Regions from separate parts of the Homo sapiens genome. Here region 2 is linked to region 1. The links are chromatin loops, found by intact Hi-C in ENCODE. Cell type or tissue: heart right ventricle. All regions are shown on one strand.

Region 1 (8,000 bases):
TCAAAATATCCCCATCCATAAATTTGGATATGGGAGCATGGAACCAAATCTCCAAGGCCTTCTCACCACCCCCACGCCCATCACTTCAGAACTTTAAAAGTGAGATAGATAGTTGAGAGGCTGGGGTGAGCAGGTGAAAAAGCAATCTTCTAGTTCTCTCACAACACATTCACTGAACTTTCTTGGCAAAGGGAAGCCTCTTCCATTATTCATTCACATTCTACTCTGGGTCAAGTACAACGCTAGTTGCTCAGGATATAATGTCTGTTCTCAGTGAAGTATCACAGGCATGTTTGGGGAGATAGAGGAGTAAACAGAACATTGCAATTCACTGTGGACCACAGTCCTCAAAGAGAACAAAAACATTTATAATGGGCCTAGCTTGTATCCCACAGGGCTTCCTATCGTGCTTTGTACAGAGACGATCTGTTGGCCTCTGCCACTTTCTATATAAGCAAAGGCTTCACGGTGTGATCTGGAACATTTGTACCACCACTGAGAGAATTCAAAGCCAGGGATACATTCTTTGTGGTAATAGGTGTATTTGGTGGTGGAGAGCTTAAAGAATTTTGACTAGTTGATGACTAAGAAAGGCAAGAAAATAATTTTTTCCTCTTTATAGAAAAGAGGGGCTGGGCACAGTGGCTCATACCTGTAATCGTGGTGGGCACTTTGGGAGGCTGAGGCAGGAGGAGAACTTGAGGCCAGTTTGAGACCAACCTGGTCAGCATAATGAGACCCTGTCTCTACAAAAACTAAAAATAAATAAATAAATAAAAATAACTGGGCATGGTGACACATACCTGTAGTCCCAGCTACTCTGGAGCCTGAGGCAGGAGGATCACTTGAGCCCAGCAGTTAGTTTGAGGTTGCTGTGAGGTGTGATCATGCCAGTGCACTCCAGCCTGGGTGACAGAATGAGAACCCATTTCAAAAGAAAATAAAAAGTAAACAAGGTTTGGGGACTAAGACAAGGTAGATTTTTATTGGTCTCAATCAAAGAATCTTTTTGCTACTGTTTATGGGTTCCTAGAAATTCCTAGGATAATTTCAAGGAGAGAAATAGAATGTTTCTTGTTTGCTTTATGAATTAATTATTTAAATGGGCAAAGAGGTAGGGGTGTGTGTGTGCATGTGGTGGGAGAAGGCTGGGAGGGGGCATGCTCTTCCCAGTTGGTCCTAACCTATCTCTAGCTCCAGTTAGTTGCTTCTGTTCCATCCCAGCACTATGTGCCTGTGCATTCTCCATGGCGGCCACTCCAACTCTTATGATTTTTCAGACAGTGCTCTCTCTCCTTGGGAATTCTTGCTTACCGCCTCCACACTAGATGCTGCTTTACTCTTTGCACCAAGGAGCAACATTCTCATACCTCCATCATAACACAAATCCCCTTGCTTCATAATCTGTATATGCATCTGTGACAGCCACTAGCTTGTATGAACAAATGGGCATAGACCACATCACTAGCACGGGGTCAGTCTACACTGCAGAGTCAGATATGTAAGGCCTTGTTCTGCTACATAATTAGCTATATAACCTTTGGGCAAGTTAGCTAATCATTGTAAGCCTTCATTTCCTTTTCTATAAAATAGTGGTTATAATAGTACTTATCACATAAAAAAGCATTTAGTTATGCAAATAAAATTACATAATATACATTCAAAGAACTTAGCACAGAGCCAGGTAGGAGGCAGACACTCAGTTAATCTTACCTGCCTTGCGCAAGTCCTCCTGAGAGTAGAGTTTTTCCTCAGCAGCATTCCTGTCGTATTTTAGTAATTCAGATTACCAACACCTAAGAAATGCAAATATTAAAGTCCTCAGGCATTGAAAACTTTAAAATTATCTGGGATAGGAACAAACAGCAAAAGGGAAGCATAATTCATAAAGTTTAAACACGACTCAATTAAAATATCCAAGCTTCAATACAACTATCATCTCTAGTACATCATTCCATCTCACTTTTCATCTCCCTGAAAGCACTGCATAGCTGTACCGGATTGATCTCATAAACTGCTTTTGGGAAACAGGTCCCAGTCCTGCTTTTTACTATCCCAAGAAATATCCTTCTAATGAGCCAACAATAAATATTACCAGTTATTTGCTTCTGGTACTTATGAAACTGCACAGTGATATCACATTGTGGAGGTACAGAGAGGGTTTGAGGCGAGTGAGCATGATCGTTCTCACTTTTAGAGAAACCCGGTCTTGCTGCTCTTCGAATGAACTGCAGTAGGGAATAAATTGAGGCAAAGAACGTCTCTAGAGCCAGCATGAAGATACCTTTCTCTCAGCTCCACCAGGGTTGAGGCCAGGGGGTTACAGTTAAACTTATTCATGCCAAAATTTCAAGCTGCACTAGCTGAAAGACGTTGGAAAAACCAGGGTGCACTCCAGGTTTCATTTCTTCTTTTTCTTTCACACTGATTACAATTCGATTTTGTGTGTGTGTGTCCGGTTATTTGAAAAGATAAAAGAAAAATCAAACAGCAACAAAAAGCAGCCCTCCAGGTGTCCTTTTCCGAGCCCGCAACGGTTAGGTGAGTGAGTGCAAGGCATATCTATAATTCAGCTCGGGAATATTTCCCTTAATAATTAATTGAGCATCACAAAAGGAGGAGGCCCAATAGAGCCCTTGAACAAAGCTGCCGCCCCGAGGACGACAGTGACAGTCCTGGCGCCAACCAACCAGCCCAAGGTCGGATTTGCTCCAGCAGTCCGGGGCATAGCGCTGCCACTGCCTGCTTGGTCCATCGGGCGAGCTGGGAGAGGTGTCTAGGGAGACCCCGTCGCCACGTGGGCTTCTGGTTATTTGTGTGTGTGTGTGTGTGTGTGTGTGTGTTTGTTTGTGTGTGTGCGCACGCGCTCGCGTGTGTGGGAGTGGGGTGGAGATGGACAGCAAAACCCTTTTTTTTTTTTTTTTTTTTTTAAATGGAGGTGGGCAGTGGGAGAGATCACTAAGATAGAGTCCTCCCGGGAGCCAAACCTCTCGCCCGGTTGATTCTGGCAAGCCTGAGACAGGCAAACTGTCTACTTTCCTGTTTTGATGTGGTCCGAAGAAATAAACAAGAAACAAGGAGAGACCCTTCCTCAAACTGTAACTCCAGCCAATTAGCATGAAAAGCTCAAGAAGCTATTAACCAGAAGTTTCGGCTTTAGGGGACCAGGGACTTGCCCGAGGCCCTGGCATGCGCGGCGGCTAGGTTTAACTTTCAACTCATAGTGACCTTTTCCTTAATTTAATGCAAAAAATCTTTCCCAGAGGTGGAGATTTAAGATGCTAATGATACATACGTCCTATGAAGAAGCATGTTAAACCACCATGCATGCACCAGAAAAACTCCACCTCTACATGCCCTGTCTATAGTTCTCCTTATTTCCCCTTACGGGAGAGGCCCGTAAAAGAAACCCACACCCTGACTTCGAGGAACAGCCCACTTTTTTTTTTCTTGGTGTTAGCTCCCTTGTGCGCACAAGCTTTAATTAAAAGAAAGAAAGAAAGAAAACCAAAAAAACTTGCTTTTTGCTGCGATATCCCTTGATTTCTGTCCTGAAGGATCCAAAGAGCCCTCAGGGAGTCGATACCAGAGCCGTATTTGTTTTTGCAGCAACAGGTTGGCTGCGGGCTCTTCCCCCGCCTTCCAAAGCCCTCAGCCCCTGGCCCACCCTGCAACTTACTCATCTCTCCAACCCTCCTCCCCTAGAACTGCTGCCTCCTGTGCGCAGCCCCTAGCCTGGGCCTGATTCCAATTTCTGTAACATTCCCCTGCCCGGGATTGAATACAGGTTGAAAGTCGGTCTCCTCCGCGCCCCTGAGGCCCAACCCCGGCGCTGAAGCCTCCCAACTCCTGTGTGCAAAGGAGACGGAGACTGAGGGATCTGGGCGCTCTGGCAGGCACAGGAGGGCTCCCCGCCCGTGGCCTCGCCGGAGATGCACCCGGCTCCCAACCCAACAAACCCGCTTTGGGAGGGGATGGGGTGGGGAAAAGAAGACGGGGCTCGGGGCTCGAGGGGAGATATAGAGAAAGCAAGTTAGGTAGAGGAGATGTCCCAGAGGACCCCATTTTCGGGACTGCACCTCCCATTGGAGCTCCCCGCTCCCAAGCCCTCTGGGGACTCCCGCGCTGCCGTCGAAACCCCTATTCCGGCCCCAACGGGGACACTTCTCCAGGATTTGCTCCTCGCCTGTGGGGACCACAGCCAAAGACTCCTGGAATCGATCCCAGATCCTGGGAGTCGGGGGGCCCAGCCGGGGTGCGGGGAGTCGCGGCGTCGTGACTGCACCCGCCCCGCCGCGCCGGGAGGCGCCCCTGGCGACCGTCGCGAACGCCACACCCTCGGTTCGGCCCTGGCCCCGCCCCCGCCCAGAGCGCGTTCGCGGCCAGGGGAGGCGTGTGCTGCTCCCGCAGCCAGCGAGAGCGAGAGAGGGATGGATGTTGGAGGAGGAATTCGGGCTTAACAAGTGATCGCTGCTGTCTAGGATTTTGTTTCTTTTCGGGGGAACCTTGACTTCCTTTCCCAGGCAATCCCTCCTGTGCTGAACTCCAGAGGAACCAGGAGTCTTGGGGTCTTCTCTGGGGCAGCCCCAACCCCCACCCCCAGGCTCCAGCCGCGAGGACTCTGTGCACCCCTCGGGCCAGGCAACAGAACTTGTTCCGTGGATATTTGGAGCCTCCACCTGCCAAACCCGAGTGATTCCTTTTACCACCCCCCGCCCCCCACCCAGGATCATTCTTCCCCTCCTCCAGCTGTTGCAGCTTGAGGGGGAAAAACAAGCCAGCCGGTGGATTTTCTTTATTTTTATTTTTCGCCCCGCCGGGGAACGGTAAGTATGATACCTTTTTTTTTTTTTTTTTTTTTTTGTATCTTTCCTCTACCTTCTTATTTTGGCTGTTAAGAAACAGTGGACATTTGAGGGATAAATAATATCGGGAATGTGACAGAAGGGCATGAATGGAAGGCGGTTAAAAATAAACCAGGAGGTGGGAGAAGGGAGGTGCGGATGCTGCGCGGCGCTCCGGGGGGCCAACAGTTGTTATTTTCCCAAACCCGGGGATGCGGTGAGTGCGCCCTGCTTAACGTGCTGGAGCGGGAACCGAGGTCTGGAGGCGAGGGCGCGATTAAAGATGTCGTTTCCCAACGAGAGGGGGGTTAAGATTTAGCATCGTTTCGCCTCCTCCCAGCCGCACCGGTTCCCTTCTTTTGGGAACAGCCGGTGAACGGGTCTGAATTGCTGCCTCTTCCAACGTTTGGATTTGCGTGCATTTTCCGAGCATTTGAGCAACATACATAGGGGCTGCATAAATGGCGTGCGTTGAAGTGTATATTTCTCACGGTGGTGGCTTTTCTGATTCCCTCTCTCAGTTTCTCTCTCTTTCTCTCTCTCTCTCTCTCTAAGGTTCAGGTACCACCCTGACAGTGACACAGTTGCAGGAATTAGCACTGAGAGACGAACAGCCTTGTTGTTGGAGGGGTGAGAGGAGGAGGGGCGGGATGCTTGGCTGTTGTTTGGGGGCGCCGGGATTGGGGAATAGGTAGTCTGCAAAATCCTATTAGTTTAATGGTGTTAAAGAAGAAGACAAATTCCTCTGCAAAGATCTCTCTCATAAAGGCTCCTGGGAATTGGCTTGAATAGATTCTCCTAACAAGAGTACCTTGAGAAAGAAGAGAGATTTTAAACCAGTCTGATTTGCTGGGAGGAATGATTTTTCTTTTCTCTTCTTTTCTTTCTCTCTCCCTTTCTTTCTAGATCAGGGATAGTGAAGTAACTAGTAGATGATTAAAAGGAAGGCAATTTGCTACTTGTAGGGTGGAGGAGGGAGTTAGATAAACAAAAACTAACAATCCCAAATAAATAAATAAATGTGAAATTATTTGGTGTAGAGCAGAAAGAGGGCAGTTCTAGAACTCCCGAAGAGCTGATGGTGAATTAGAAGACTCGCTAATTCATGACCTTCTGGGAGTCAGTTGGGTGGGAAGGCAGTGTGTGTAGTATTCAACTATACAGGAACTTGGGTTACATTGGGGCTTCATTGAAATTATAATTGTTTTAGGGGAGTTGGGGAAGAAACTGAGCAAACTCTCAGGCTATTTGGTCTGTACCGGTCTTGAAAGGATGTTGGCCTGACACTCCACTGCGAATGTCACCCCAGGATGGTTTTGTAAGTAGGGATTTGGAAACTCCTTGAGGGTAAACATTTCAGAGTATGAGATGATGTTAGGAGTCAGGCAAAGGAAGGGAGATGGCATGTGAGATGCCCTCTGTGGTGTATTTTCTGGAGTTTGTGTTGCAATCAAATGCCCTTCTTGCCCTAGGAAAATATATATGATTGGGAAGGGGTGTATGATTGGGAAGACCTCTGTTTGCCACTTCCATGCTTGTCACTTCATAAAATTCAGTGTGTTTAGGCTTTTAGGCTGACAGGATCAGCAAGGAGCAGCAGGTGGTCAAGAGCTGAATCCTGTTAATGGCTTCAGAAAGCCATTTCTCTTATGCTTTCCAAGTGCTTCCAGTAATAGAAGCTGGTAGATGCCCTGAATTCTGACTATCATCATTCTCTCCAGTTCTCTGGGTTACTCCCTGCATTCTTGGAAGTCCTGTTGAACAGAGTACATGGAAAAATCAAGAGGAGACAGGAGATTTGGATGGGGGCTTTTACAGGGCCTGGCTGAGGAGATGAATTACCTGGATCTTGGGAGAGCAAACTAAGGAAGAAGAAGGGCCAGGAATAACAGGTGACAGAGGGAGCAGATCGGAGCTGCAAGGGACATGCAATTCAGAAGTGTGAGATTGTAAATAAAAGTGGGCAGAGAGAGAGAAAGAGAGAGGAGGGGGGATGTTAGGGATGTGGATTTTATTGAAGTGGGGGTAAGTATGATAGGCTAAGAATGAAGTCCACAGAAACTGACATTTAAAAAAATAAGGAGATAGTCCCTTGAGCAGAGTGGAGGAGGAACCATTGAGGTGAACATGGAGTGACCGCCAAGGAGAGAAGATGGTTATTAGAGATGTGGAAATTGGCATTAGTTCCTAGTCTGTGGGTGGTAGGGAGTGTTCAGGATTCAAGGGAACAGAAAAACAATGGGGACATGCTGTAGGGAGTCAGGCAGTGCCAACTTAACAAGGGCCATTGGTGAGTCTCAGGATGTCTTGTATGTCCTCACGTCCCATCTTCCCCTACTTTAGTTTGTGGCCTAAGGACACAAACACTTGGGGCTGTGTAGATAGACAATAAAAACATAGGTTGCTGTTATGTTATTCATAACTGCCAGTGTTTATTGCCATTCATTAGGTAAAAGGCACTGAGATATTCTATCAACATCCATTATCTCATTTAATCCTTACAAACATGGGATGGGGGAGGTTGTGTTATTATTTGTACTTTATAGATGAGGTGACTGAAGTGCATTCAAGTGGTGCTGTCTGCACAAAGAATAAGAATATTATTATTTTTTTTTCTGACTTCCCCAGTGCTGAGTCAAGATAGAGAGGAGTAGAAGGGCACTTAATTCAGAAACACTTTATGAGTGGAAATTTTAAAAATTGCCTTGAAATAGATGAATGATGGAAGCAGCTGTAAAGTCACAGCATTATTTTTTGTGGAATGAAGAGAGTGACAGTGAGAATTAAGACCTAGCATTGGTGAAGGGGAAGATAGAAGCAAGAGCCATGTGGGCCATGAGTGGAGAGAGGAAAAATAATTGAGTTACCATAAAAATAAACTGAGCTGAAATAATAACTGAAGAAGGAAAGAATGATGTTTAGTGAGTGAGAATAGCCTGCCCCATACTCTTGAAAATATTGGTGCTTGGTGTGTTATATGACTTTCTTGAAGAAAAGAGAAGGATGTGTATGTGAAGAGAAATGCTCAGTTTGCTCTTTATGATTTGTTTCCTTTTTATTTTTCTCCTATGCTTCTTTCCAATCCTTTTTCAGGTGAAGTGCTTCTTCTGCATGATTTTGGCTGAAGAATGCTCTGCATTTCCTTGATTTCTATGG
Region 2 (8,000 bases), 170 kb after region 1:
TCCATTGCTGTGCAGAAGCTTTTTAGTTTGAAGTAGTCTCACTTGTCTATTTTTGCTTTTGTTACTTACGCTTTTCATTTCATATCCAAAAAATAATTACTTATCCCAATGTCATTAAACTTTCCTCCTATGTTTTCTTCAAAGAGTTTTGCAGTTTCAGATGTTACATTTAAATCTTTAATTCATTCTATTTTTATTTCTGCCTGCGAAATAAGTTCAGGGTTTCATTTTTTTTCTTGTGTGTGTGGATGTATAGTTTGCCCAAAACCATTTGTTAAAGAGACTGTCCTTTTTGTAGTCTTGGCACTTTTATTGAAGTTTGGTTGACCATGTATACATGGGTTTATTTTGGGGCTATCTATTCTGTTCAATTGGTCTATATGCATGTTTTTATGCAGGTACCATACTATTTTAATTTCTGTAGCTTTGTCATATATTTAGAAATCAGTAAGATTGATGCTTCTGGTTTTGTTCTTCTTTCTCAAGAGTGTTTTGGTTTTCCATTCTTTATTTTGTTTCATATAAACTTTAGGATTTTTTTTTCAATTTGAAAAATGGCATTCGGATTTTAATAGGGATTGCATCCAATCTTGAGATTGCTTTAGGAAGTACAGAAATTTGAACAATATTAAGTCTTCAAATCTATGAACACTCATTTGTGTCTTCTGCAATTTTTTCTTAATCAGTGTTAGGTAGTTTTCAATGTACAAGTTTGTTACCCCCTTATTTAAGTTTATTCCTAAGTGTTTTATTCTTTTTGATGCTATTGGAAATAGAATTCACCATTTTCTTCATTTTTAGAACACTGCGTGTGTGTATAAACACAACTGATTTTGTTTGTATAGACACAACTGAGTTTTAAGTGTTTTTTTTAATCTTGCAACTTCACTGAATTTTTAAAAAGTCTTCAGTGTTTTCTACATATAAGATCATGTCTAGGCATTGAAATAATTATATTTTCCTTTCTTATATGGATGCCTGTTGCTTCTTTTTCTTGCTCAATTACTCTAGCTAGGACTTCTAGTACTATGATGAATAGAAGTTGGTAGAGTGGGTATCTTTGCCTTGTTCCTGATGTTAAGGAACAAGCTTTCAGTTTTTCACTGTTGAATATAATATCATATGTGTTTATAATGAGTTCATAATTGTATGAGCTGGAAATAACTCATGAGATAAAAAAGACACGAAACAAATAGACATGGAGATAAAGAACCATCCAGAAGTAGAAATAAAAGTGTGTGTGTGTGTGTGTGTGTGTGTGTGTGTGTGTGTGTGTGTGTGTGGCAGGGATAAGGAGGTATGAATGCTGAGGGATGGTACAGCCTATATGATAGTGTCTGAAATTAGGCCTACTGGTGCAGAATTAGTTAATTATTCCAGGGAAACTACCTTTGTTAGAGCTCTCTTGAGAATAAAAATCTATTAATAAATTTGCTTCTGGACTATTCTATATAAGTGATTTTGTCAGTTGGAACCTCAATTGATGATGTAGTTGACCTTTAGTAAACCTCAGTGTACTCACTAATGTATTGAGAGAATTACTAATAATGCATACTGATGATAGATTAACACAACATAATAAATCACCGGGATAGTGCTTTTATACTATATTTCTCCAAAAGACTGTCTAGGGAATGATAGATCTTGAAGATTATTTCATTTAATTATAGTCTGGAAAATGCAAAGATACCATGGAATGTTTTAGTCCTGTAGATAAAAGACAATTTGGAGATATAGCTTGGAGGATTTAACATCTGTGGCATCTGGAAAAAGACTGTCTTCTTCTTTTGCAACAGGAAATGGCCCATTTTGTTACTACCTAGCTTTGAATGTTCTCAGTAATCAATTTGTTTTGTATTAATTGACAAAAATTATGTATATTTTTGGTGTACAATATTCAGTAATCAATTCGAACATACTCTATGCCTAGCAATGGATTGTAAGCATATGTAAGAGGTGTTGTTAAGCAGTTACTTATTTTGTGGGCCCTGGAAAGACAATCACATAAACCAGATGTAGTTCAGGGTATTAGTTTTATTCTATTTGTTTAAAGGTGGGGAAATGGAGAAGGGGAATTGACAAAATAATTCAGGAGTAAAACTGGGAATGATAAACAGATTTCATTTTGTATGTCATTTCTGATAATTTGGTGACAGTTACCTAAAAGGCTGTTCTGAGAACTATTCTGAAGCAATACACAGTTCTGCAGGAAAGTGTGCCATAATAAATTAATGATTGTGCTGAACTTAAGGAAAGGGAAGCACTTTTTTTTTTTGCATTATTGGCAAGTGGAAAATAAGATTGCTGTAAATTATATTATTGATAAAAGAGTGGCAAATTCATGAGTATGATGAGTAAAGGGTCACATTTCTGTACTATACTGTGCTTGAGAGTTAAACTCTAAATAGTGCAACATGAGCCTGGATAAAAGAGGTGACATACATGGGCATTGATGAGAGAAGACTAGAGAGAGTGTGGATGGCTTTATTGAATGAAAAATGTCAAAGTGAAGTTTTAAATTTCTTTTTTTATTAATATTTTTAAATCTTTTTTGGGGGGAGGGGACGGGGTGGGGATGGGGAAGAGGGGGGAAGACAGGTGGACTGAAAAGGGCAAAGTTTTAACTTTAGAGGTGATTTTTGTGCATAGAAAAGCCTATTTTTGGTTACTGCTATTTTAAAGTACTATTGAATTTATTAAACATAAATTTATTAAACATTAAAATTCATAAACTTTATTTTATCTTAAGAATCTTGGCTTATCATATTATTCTATGAATAAATCTAGCAATTCTTACCATCATTTTGATTACCATCACCGACCATAGAGTTTGGTCGGTGGAATTTAGTGTGGTTACAAAATTATATCAGCATCACCTTTACCTAGTGGTAAGACATTGTCAGCATCTGGAAAGAATACACCATGCCTATTAAGCAGTTATTCACCATCTACTCCCCCAGCCTCTGTGAGGTGTCTTGCTCCAGTCTCTGGCATCACTAATCTGTTTTCTGTCTCTATGGGTTTACCTATTTTAGACATTTCATATACATTGAATTATATAATATAGTATGTGGCTTTTTGTTTCTGGCTTCCTTAACATAATTATTTTGAGTTTCATCCATGTTGTAGCATGTATTCAATAGTTTATTTCTTTTTATGGCTGAATAATATTCAATTGCACAGACAGCACACATTCATCAGTTGATGGACATTTGGTTTTTCCATTTTTTTGGTTATTGTGAATAGTGCTGCTATAAACACACACAAGTTTTTCTTTAAATACCTGTTTTAGCTTCTTATTTTTGAGAAGCTAGATAACTTGAGTTTTATAGTTAATACTGGAATTGAGATATGAATAATCTCACAGTCCAAAATCCATACTTCTTCCAGGAGAGAATAATATTTCTCAAGGGCAAAGGAGTTGGAATAGCCCACTTTCTTGCAAGAGGATTTCAAAGCTGCTTACTTCCTTTGCTTAGAAGAAACAAATGGAATTTGATTATTTCTCATATTCTAAAGAGGCCTATAATTAGGATGGGATAGAAAAGGCTTAGGGAAGAAAATGATATGATTGATTATAAATTATTCCTGTATTTACAGATGGGCACTCTTTCTTCTCCACCCTTTCTACTTACCTCCAGTGACTTCTGCCTTATAAACATTATTGGCTAATACGTCAATTAGTTTTAGTTTAGAAATTATCTGGAGGAAATAGGCTCTGAGAGCAAACAACACTGCTCTGTTGGTGTCCTTTTGTAAATGATTCCCTCTAGTGGCTTGAAATTTTTTTCACTGTGTTGACGAGATCTCTACCTTCAAAAATGTAAGCAAAAGAGACTCAGGATATTTATTATTGATAATCAAAATAATGACAATAATTCTGAATGTTTCTGGCTGTCACCACATAGTGGATCCCAGGGTGAGCTTTTAAAATATTTATCAGCTCAAGTAACTTCCTGGCTTTACATTCCAATTAGAATAAATTCCAAGCTCTTTGCTTTATAAAACCCTGAAGGCATGAAGCCTGCCTGTTGCTCCAAACTCTGGCTGGAATGTCAACACTAGTGGAACATGAGCTTCTCTGTCTGTTACTGGTTTATCTTCAGCACCTGGAATAGCACCTAGTAAATGGTTGGTGCTCCATAAAGGTGTATGAATGGCTGAATAAATATCTTCTTATTCCACTCCTCTTTTCAATAATACGTTCTCCTCTCTCCTTTCAGTACCTTGATAATATCAAACTCACTGACCCTGAATCAGGGTCTTCACATTTGCAGTCCCTTCCAGCAGGAGCTTTCTTCCCCAGCTCTTTGCATGTAGAAGAAACTTCACATCCTGCAAGGTCCCAGGCTCCAAGAAGAGACAATGTAAAGCAAACTTCTCCTCATTTGTTAATCCCTATCACATCACTCTGCATATTTCTTTTATTGTCACAGTTTGCAATCATCTGTTTATTTGTTTACATGTATCTTGTTTGGTTTCTCCTAGATGGCAAAAGGGCAAGGTCCAAGTCTCATCTCTTTATTGCGGTATGTCAAATAATGAATGCAGTGTACACTATATGATAGTTTCTCATTAAGAATGTATTGAATAAATGAGCACATGGCATGACAATGAGCAATTTTCAAAGTTAGCTTAAGTCATTCGCTGATGTCATCGTAAAAACAATCCAATTTCAGTGACCTGAGTACTTCTGATTTTATCATAGGTCCCTCTTAGGTCTTTACATCTATGAGTAAGAATAGAACAGTGTTACTTAGCCCTTATGGCCTTCCTTTGGAATACTCTTGGGGTGCATCCTTTGGCAGAGGTATCTTAAGTAGCTAAGTGCTTGGAGTTTCATGCTTTTCTTGACAGCAACAGACTTCAATCTGGTATTGTGAGAAAGGCCTAAGCCTTATGGCCTGAGATGCTCTAAATTTTAGTAGTGTACTGATGGGCAACAAGGAAGGACTAGAAGTCCCTGATTTATCTCAGGATATATCAGACAGTCCCCAGACTAAGGCTGAAATATGATGTTACCTGTCAGAGACATCTTTACACTTAGGTAAGTGTAAAGAGCCTGAACTTTGGAGGTAGAACTGGATTTGAATCTTAGCTCAGCGCCTCACTAGCAATGTGAGCCTGGCAGCGGCTTAAGCATCTTTTAACTTCAGGGTCCTTATCTAAATGCATGAAGAGTAATGTGTACCATGTAGAGTTTTAGGCTGAGGGGAAGGCCCCTAATATATAATGGAGAATGGAGGATGAGGGGTGGGGTGGGGGGATGCATTCCAGGAAAAGGGAACAGAATGTGAAAAGGCTTTGAGGGGGTATAAATTAGATAATGGCCTGTTGGCAAAACCGAATAGGTGGTGGTGTGTGATCTAATACAGGAAGCAAAGAGAAGGGTGATGAGAGATGATGTTGGGGAGGCAGAGAAGGTGTGTCATGAAGGGACCTATGGTAATCAGGAACCAGAACATAGTCCCAAGCAGAGAATTAATGTGATTCAGTTTGTATTTTGTTTTTCACTATAACATATTGAATGTCTCATGATTTATGAACTGTTGAGTTGTGTTCTGAACCCAGATCTCCTTGTCTTCAAAGTTTCACCATTTTCCTGTAAACACTATATATATACACACACATATATATGTATATATATACAGAGAGAGAATATATATTATAGATATATATATTATAGATATAGATATAGATATATATGATAGATATAATGGATATATTATAGATATATAATAGATATAGATATATATAATATAGATATAGATATAATATATATACACTCACCCTACCACTTTATACATGTAAATATATATATTATACATATATTTACCTAGATAAACATTTACCTTTTTTAATAAGAACATTTAATGCCTAGTTCACCAGCTGTGTGACCTCTGGTAAGTTATTCAACCTTGCTACACATCATTAGGACTATTGTGAGAATCATGAGATGTAATTGTACAAATATATACTCGATAACTATTAGCTATAATAATATTTTGTTTTAGGGGTAGAGTTTGGGCAGGTATAAAACACTATAACAAGCTGATAAGAACCTATGTTGTAAGATGTGCACCTTCCTGTGTTTGTTGGTATTCTAATACCAAGGAAGCTGTTCCTACTGAGACAGAAAGTCAAGAAACTTACATCCTAATCTTACCTCTACTGGAAATTCACTTAATCTCTCTGGATCAGTTATTTGCTACTGATTCTCAGTTTTCCCATTTGTAATGAGGGTTGGGGATGTTAGTACCAGTCTCTTTTTGGGGTGTTGTGAGGTGAAGTGAGCTAAACGGAATTAGAGCCCTTAGGAAAAAAAAATGCTAATATTAACTGAAGGAAGCTGGTGTCATTTTTTAATGTTGTGGATGAAAGGTGATAAATTTACACAGCAAATTTCCCTTAATAATTTATTCTGTAACAGCAACATAAAATGGCCCTAAAGAAGTCTAGACATAGCTGGTCTCCCTGGTGTTAGTAAAGCTGAAGAAATGTCAATTAAGATAAATCCCCAAGGCAAAAGACTTATTAGCGTTTGGATCTAGGAAGAATCTATCTTCCTCATAACTCAAAATAGCAATATATAAATTTCTCCACTGCATTCCAGTGACTCAGAGACAAGAACACACTGCTTCCCTTTTATAAAAGGAGAGTCTGAAATGCATAGAGCTAAATGACTTGCCTAAGGTCGCACAGTAAGTGAGCAGCCACTAGAAACCATTATTTCCTTATGAATTTTAGAATAACTACTTACAATGCTATGATTAATGGCATTGGTACTTTAATAGGAATAGCATTGAATCAGTAAATTGCTTTGGGCAGTATGACCATTTTAATGACATTGATTCTTCCAATCCGTGAGCATGTACTGTTTTTTCATTTATTTGTGTTGTCTCTGATCTCTTTCAGCAATATTTTGTAGTTCTCCTTGTAGATGTCTTTGATTTTCTTGATTAGATGTACTCTAGGTATTTCATTTTTCTTGTGGCTATTGTAAATGAGATTGTATTCTTGATTTGAACCTCAGCCTGGATGTTATTAGTATATAGAAATGCAATTGATTTTTTTATATTGATTTTGTATCCTAAAGCTTTACTCAAGTCATTTATCAGTTCTAGGAGTCTTTTATGGAGGCTTTAGGATTTTCTGGGTATAGAATCATTGTCACTGAAGAGAAATAGTTTGACTTTATTTTTCCTATTTCAATGCCTTTCATTTCTTTACCTTGCCTGATTGCCCTGGCTAGAACTTCCACTACTATGTTGTATGAGTGGTGAGAGTGGACATCCTTGTATTGTTTCACTTCTCAAGGCGAATGGTTCCAGCTTTTGCCCACTGGTTATGATGTTGGCTGTGGGTTTGTCATAGATGGCTCTAACGATTTTTAGGTATGTTTCTTTGATGCCTAGTCTGTTGATGTTTTTATCGTGAAGCTATTTTGGATTTTATCAAAAGCTTTTTCTGTGTCTATTGAGATGATTATATGATTTTTGTTTCTAGTTCTGTTTATGTGGTGAATGACATTTATTGATTTGCACATGTTGAACTAACCTTGCATTGCAGGAATGAAGCCTACATGATCATGGGATGAAAAAAGAGCCTGGATAGCTAAAGCAATTCTAAATAAAAAGAACAAAGCTGGAGGCATCACACTACCCAACTTCAAACTACACTAAGGCTACAGTAACAAAAACGGCATAGTACTGGTATAAAAACAGACATATAGAGCAATGGAATGAATACAAAACTCAGAAATAAAGCCACATACCTACAAACATCTGATGTTTGACAAGGCAAACAAAAAACAGGCAATAGGGAAAGGATTCTCTATTCAACAAATGGTGCTGGGATAACTAGCTAGCCATAATCAGAAGAATGAAACTGGACCCCTACATTTTACCATGTAAAAAAGTTAACTCAAGATGGATTAAAGATTTAAATGTATAACCTCTAGCTCTAAAAATCCTAGGAGAAAACCTAGGAAATACCCTTTT

What was found. Hi-C counts contacts between places; a loop is a spot of excess contacts. Peaks named below come from ENCODE experiments on the same cell type or tissue, not always from the same donor. Only the 100,000 strongest peaks of a DNase experiment are listed, where the experiment ranks them.
Region 2: it touches region 1 in a loop (2.7-fold over the local background); 3 of 110 quality-filtered maps call a loop at or near these places.

The regions. Positions count from the first base shown.
Region 1 is chr11:30,013,398-30,021,397 of GRCh38, reverse strand. KCNA4 (potassium voltage-gated channel subfamily A member 4) reads left to right here and starts at 4,368. Exons shown (of 2, transcript NM_002233.4): 1 at 4,368-4,826; 2 at 7,938-8,000. LOC107984321 (a long non-coding RNA gene) reads right to left here and starts at 834. Exons shown (of 3, transcript XR_001748159.2): 1 at 804-834. In heart right ventricle, a CTCF peak has its summit at 4,311; a DNase peak (open chromatin) is centred at 4,357; H3K4me3 peaks cover 2,731 bases; H3K27ac peaks cover 2,290 bases; H3K27me3 peaks cover 2,065 bases.
Region 2 is chr11:29,840,947-29,848,946 of GRCh38, reverse strand. No RefSeq gene overlaps it. Among named protein-coding and RNA genes, the nearest start is that of LINC01616, 140 kb to the left of the region's middle. In heart right ventricle, a CTCF peak has its summit at 3,790 (motif pointing left); no DNase peak of the experiment used is centred here.